2 separate regions of the Homo sapiens genome follow, and region 1 is linked to region 2. A link is a loop called in an ENCODE intact Hi-C map of the cell type or tissue named here. Cell type or tissue: HepG2. All regions are shown on one strand. Links, peaks and the distances in the headings refer to the core of each region. The heading gives the core; the rest is flanking DNA.

Region 1 (2,905 bases), core at 302-2,801, 150 kb before region 2:
GGCAGGCTGAGCCACACCTCTGAGACCATCAGTAGCTCCCACTGGCCAGCAGGTCAGCCAGTAAAGGCCGACACCACAGTTCTTCCTACTCCAGCCCTGACCGAGTGTCTGGGTTCACCTCCACTCGGCAGGAAGCACCCAGATATGTGCCAGGATCAAGCCAGGAGAGAAGGATCAGGTAGTTTTCAGGTTGTTCTCATGTAAAATCCTGTAAACATGGCCAGAAACACGTGACTCTGATAGCTACAGATACACCTTTGATTCTGTAACTGGAGAGAGACAGGCTGGAAGAGGAAACCTCAGGAGGTGATAGGTCCAGACATGCGGCAGGGGAAAGGCAGGAGCGGGAGGAAGAGACGGGAGAGAAAGAGGCATGGTGGGAGGGAAGGCAGCCGACTTGCCGGGAAAGTGGCATAAGTAACAACTGAGGCAGAACTGGAGGAAGACAGAGAAGAGAGGCCCAGAGGAGCAGACAGGGATGCAGGACAGAGGGGAAGAACCCTTCACAGCCACGCATGGATCCAGAGTAGAGCTCAGAAAGCTACGGCCTGTGGGCTGAACTGGCCCGCTGCTTGTTTTCATAAATAAAGTTTTATTGGCACAGGGCCACACTTGTTCATTTCTGTGTTGTCTGTGGCTACTTTCATGTAGAGTTGAGTAGTTTTGACAGAGGCTCTGTGGCCAGCTCAGCCTAAAATATTCACTGTCAGCCGGGCACGGTGGCTCACGTCTGATAATCCTAGCACTTTGGGAGGCCGAGGCGGGTGGATCACCTGAGGTCAGGAGTTTGAAACCAGCCTGACCAACATGGTGAAACCCTGTCTCCACTAAAAATACAAAAATTAGCCGGGAGTGGTGGTGCTTGACTGTAGTCCCAGCTACTCAGGAGGCTGAGGCAAGAGAACCCAGGAGGCAGAAGTTGCAGTGAGCTGAGATCATGCCAGTGTACTCCAGCCTGGGTGACAGAGTGAGACTCCGCAAAAAAAAAAAAAAAAAAAGAAAAAAAGAAAAAAAATTCACTGCCTGGCCCTTTCTGGAAAACATTTGCTGACCTTTGGTTTACACTCATGTGGTCTTTGCTTCCAGGACTGTCCACTCTTCAGAGCTCATTGGGGAATCGAAGACTTTCCCCTTAGCTAGATCCAGGCCTGGGATGGGGAGGCGGCTGCCTGACGATCACACGTCTGCTGGCCCTAGGCAGCCCCGAGACCTCTCGGCACCCAGTCCCTTCTGTGTATGAATAACATCACACATCCGAGGCGAGCTCTTGCGCAGTCTCCTGTGAGCTGGCCTCCACACAGAAGGGTCATTCGCTAGAATGTTCTCCGCTCACGTTCTGAATTCTGACAAATATTCTCCAAATGTGATTTTCATCGCTTCAAGTGAGACCCAAATCTTGTTAGGTGACGCCAAGGCGAATTCAAATATAAAACTCTATTTGCCTTTAACATTTTCAAATATTAAAGCTATCAACAGAAAGGCAAGTAAAGAAATAAAAGTGCAAATGCTATGGGGAGAGAATGGCCCGCAGGCAGTGGGCGGCGAGGCCCCTCCTCAGCATCATCTGTATCTTGCCCTGCGCTGGAACTTGGCCCACAGGACATCACGTTTGCCGGCACTGCCTGGGAGGTTCCGGACACAATGCAAGAGTCTGGGCTCATAGCCAAAGGCAGGGGCTCATGGCTCAGCTACACACACATCAAATAACAACAACAAGATCTAACCGCAGAAACCCTGCTCCCTGGGGTTCATCTTTACCCTGTGTTCAGGGAAAACAGTCATCAGCCCTTGAGTTTCAAATGGCCCAAATTACCGATAATTTCAGCCTAAATTAGGCCATTATGTGCTCGCTGCCAGGGTTCCTTCTCTGATGAAAAGCAAGTACTGAGCGGTATCGTCCTCTCCGGGCAGATGGACGGGGCTGGGGGAGGGGTCCCTGGGCCGAGCCCCCTCACCTCTCTTTTTGGAGGGTAGGGGCTGGTGCTTGGCCCACTGTGACTTGGGCAGGGACGGCAAGCTCTGACCTGCGTCGGCCCTCAGGCCCCAGGTGGTGGCTCCAGGAGGACTTCAGAGGACCAGGGCTCAGTGGGAGAGAGGCTCTGAGTGCCCTGACAGGTGGGCACTGCCCTTTTTGAGTTCCCTGGGGTGGGATTACCGACACACAGTGCCAGGCATCTGTGTGCCCAGGAGGGGCCTTGGAGGTGGAGGCAGAAGCACAGGGGCCGGGGAAGCTCGTAGTCGGTGTTACAGACTGAATGTGTGTCCTCCAACTTCTTTTTTTTCTTTTTTTGAGACAGGGTCTTGCTCTGTTGCCCAGGTTGGAGTGCAGTGGTGTAATCACAGCTCACTGCAGCCGTGACCTCCCAGGCTCAAGTGATCCTCCCACGTCAGCCTCCCGAGTGGCTGGGACCACAGGTGCACCACCATGCCCGGCTAATTTATCTTTATTTTTAGTAGAGATGAGGTCTTGCCATGTCGCCTAGACTGATCTTGAACTCCTAGACTCAAACAATACACACCCACCTTGGCCTCCCAAAGTGCTGCGATGACAGGTGTGAGCCACCACGCCTGCTTGCCAAAACTCACGTCACAGCCCCGACCTCCAGTGTGATGAGAGATGGGGCCTTCTGGGAGGTGATCAGGAGGGTTAGATGGGTCAGGAGGGCAGGGCCTGGTCTAATGGGACTCATGTCCTTATGAGGAGAGACTCCAGAGAGTGGTCTCTCCCTCTCTCTGCGACCCCTTGAGCTTGCCCAGAGGTCATGTGAGCACACAGCCAGATGGCGGCACCCACAAGCCAAGAGAAGAGGCCTCAGAATGAGCCTCACCCGGCCCGCTCCCCGATTCTGACTTCCAGCCTCCAGAGGTGTGAGAAATAGACATCTGTGGTTTAAATCCCCCCAGC
Region 2 (2,905 bases), core at 121-2,620:
CCCAGAACTTTGGGAGGCTGAGGCGGGTGGATCACTTGAGGTCAGGAGTTCGAGACCAGCCTGGCCAACATGGTGAAACCCTGTCTCTACTAAAAATACAAAAATTAGCCGGGCGTGGTGGCAGGTGCCTGTAATCCCAGCTACTCGGGAGGCTGGGGCAGGAGAATCACTTGAACCTGGGAGGCGGAGGTTGCAGTGAGCTGAGATTGCACCACTGCATTCTAGCCTGGGTGACAGAGGGAGAGTCCATCACAAAAAATAAAATAAAATAAAATAAAATAAAATAAAATAAAATAAAATAAAGCTTTAAAAAATTCACAAGCAGTTTCTCTATGAAACCTGACACTTTTTAAAAAACACCTAAGATGCAGCAGTGATGCATTGGAGAAAAAAAAAAAAAAGAGTTCCTATGAGAACCCTACCAGGCACACCGCTGAAGGCTACTTGAGCCAAATGGCGGTGACCTAGTTCATCATAATTAAGACCTAAGCCTTAATCCACAGATGGCTGGCATTTCAGTGTGAGGCCTAAGCCACACCTACCCTGTTCACAGTGTCTTTGACAGCCGGGACCGGCAGGCGAGGCAGCGATGTCTGGAAGCTGTACAACATGGGTTTTCGGCCTGAAAAGATCTTGACCATACCCTGAAGAGAGAGAATTATATTTTCAGACTACTGCCATACTACTCTGAAGGCACCTGTTCTCGTCTGATCTCGTGAAGCTAAGCAGGGTCAGTCCTGGTTAGTACTTGGATGGGAGAATGACCATTTCAAAGACAAGGCTATGTTAAAGATCCGAAGCCACTTTTCCCGTGCGCACAATGTGCCAACCACTTACTGATTTTCTGTGTCGATTTATTTTTCATCTGGTCCATCTTTTACCCGCCCCATACTTACAGGTTCTAGCAAATAAGCATATAACCCTGCCCTCCATGCCAATAAAAGCCTGGGCAACATGGCAAAACCCCACCTCTACAAAAAATTAGCCAGGCATGGTGGCATGTGCCTGTTGTCTCAGCTACTTGGGAGGCTGAGGTGAAAGGATTGATTGAGCCTGGGAGGGTGATGCTGCAGTGAGCCATGATCATACCACTGCACTCCAGCCTGGGCAACATAGTGAGACCCTATGTCAAAAAGCAAAACAAAAACAAACAAACCAAAAAACCAGGTAGAATCAAAGCCAAGCCTGACAGAGGCCGTGAGATGTCGCTGCCAGCGTCGTGACTGGCCAGGACCCTGACCGTGCTTCTGCACCTAGGGTGAGTCTCACCCCACCTCCTTCCGCAAGGCCCTTAGTTTCGGGATGGGCTCCAGGCTCTAGGAACAGTGAGGAGGGTCAACGTGCCTGGCCCTGAGCCAAGCCGAGGGGAAGCAGTTTCTTTCCTTCAGTCATTGCCAAGTCTCCCAAAGGACACATCTGTGGCCCTTGGTTTTAGGCTGGATGATCAAGCCTGTATAATAACCAGTCACCTCAATGGCAACCAAAACAAAGGCAGTCCTTGGGCCCAGGCGGGGAGTCTTGGTACTGCAGGGCATTGGGACTCAGCTGAACCTCAGCTGTGAACCCACTGGAGGGAGTGCCCTTTAGCCTGCTTTGCCAAGTGTGGGAGCCACCCCTGAGTCTCTTCTAGGTGTTAAATTCTGCTTCTCTAGAAATCAGAAATTTTATATCCAAATGGTAGAAAATTGATTTGAGAGAAAAAATTGGTTTGGCTGGGTGTGGTGGCTCACGCCTGTTGATCCCAGCACTTTGGGAGGCCGAGGAGGGTGGATCGTTTGAGCCCAGGAGCTCGAGACCACCTGGCCAACATGGCGAAACCCTGTCTCTATTAAAAATACAAAAAATTAGCTGGGCGTGGTGGTGTGTGCCTGTGGTCCCAGCTACTGTGGAGGCTGAGGTGAGAGAATCGCTTGAGCCCGGGAGGCGGAGGTTGTAATGAGCCGAGATTGCACCACTGCACTCCAGCCTGGGTGACAGAGCAAGATGCTGTCTCAAAAAAAAAAAAAAATTTGTTTGGCAAAGAGTGGAGTCCCGGTGTGTGGTGGGCACTGCAGTGACTCCCATGCTTCTCTCACAAGCAGGCTCCCCCAGAGGTTGGGACAGCAGCCCAGTCCAGGCAGGCACCACTGTGGGGGCCATCCCGAGGCGACCAAGCAGAAGGGCACCGGGGCCAAGGTCGGGGCAGACAAGAAACCAAAGCAGACCCACGGCTTCGTATACACCGGCAGACCCACGGATCAGCCCCATTCGAGAAAGATTCTGCAGAAAATGTTTCCATGATGACCTGGTCCATTACAACCATTTAGGCCACTTGGCAAGACAGGGGTGAATAAAGCAGATGTTTCTTTACACACATCTGGCCCCAGAAACCCAGGTTGGGCTTGAGGTGCCGAGCAAAGCCCAAGGCCCAGGGCCATGACTACAATGGGCAGATGGTACACGGGGCACACACCCGCCTGCAGGGGGTCACAGGGGCCCCAGCCCCCCAGACGGAGGCCTCGAAAGTCCAGAGACGATGCCCATCTTGGAGGGTTGATTTTCAGAAAAACTAAGCCCATAAATTTTTTTTTTTTTTTTTTTGAGACAGGGTCTGGCTCTGTCCCCTAGGAGTGCAGTGACACAACCACAGCTCACTGCAGCCTTGACCTCCTGGGCTCAAGCATTCCTCCCACCTCAGCCTCTCAAGTAGCTAGGATTACAGGCATGCACCACCACGCCTGGCTAATTTGCCTGGCTAATTTTTGTATTTTTAGTAGAGACGTCTTTTTGCCATGTTCCCCAGGCTGGTCTCAAACTCCTGAGCTCAGGTGGTTCACTGGGCTTGGCCTCCCAAAGTGCTGGGATTACAGCCATGAGTAGCCATGCCCAGCCCCCATAAAAACATTTAAATTGAGACCGGGTGTGA

The links. Hi-C counts contacts between places; a loop is a spot of excess contacts. Peaks named below come from ENCODE experiments on the same cell type or tissue, not always from the same donor. Only the 100,000 strongest peaks of a DNase experiment are listed, where the experiment ranks them.
Region 1: a loop joins it to region 2, with 2.8 times the contacts of the local background. A loop is called at or near these places in 2 of 110 quality-filtered maps.

What each region holds. Positions count from the first base shown.
Region 1 is chr11:68,657,663-68,660,567 of GRCh38, forward strand. No RefSeq gene overlaps it. Among named protein-coding and RNA genes, the nearest start is that of GAL, 25 kb to the right of the region's middle. In HepG2, for the core only: no CTCF peak of the experiment used is centred there; a DNase peak (open chromatin) is centred at 1,659; H3K27me3 peaks cover 2,027 bases.
Region 2 is chr11:68,803,458-68,806,362 of GRCh38, forward strand. CPT1A (carnitine palmitoyltransferase 1A) reads right to left here. Exons shown (of 19, transcript NM_001876.4): 5 at 543-644. Among named protein-coding and RNA genes, the nearest start is that of CPT1A, 37 kb to the right of the region's middle. In HepG2, for the core only: no CTCF peak of the experiment used is centred there; no DNase peak of the experiment used is centred there.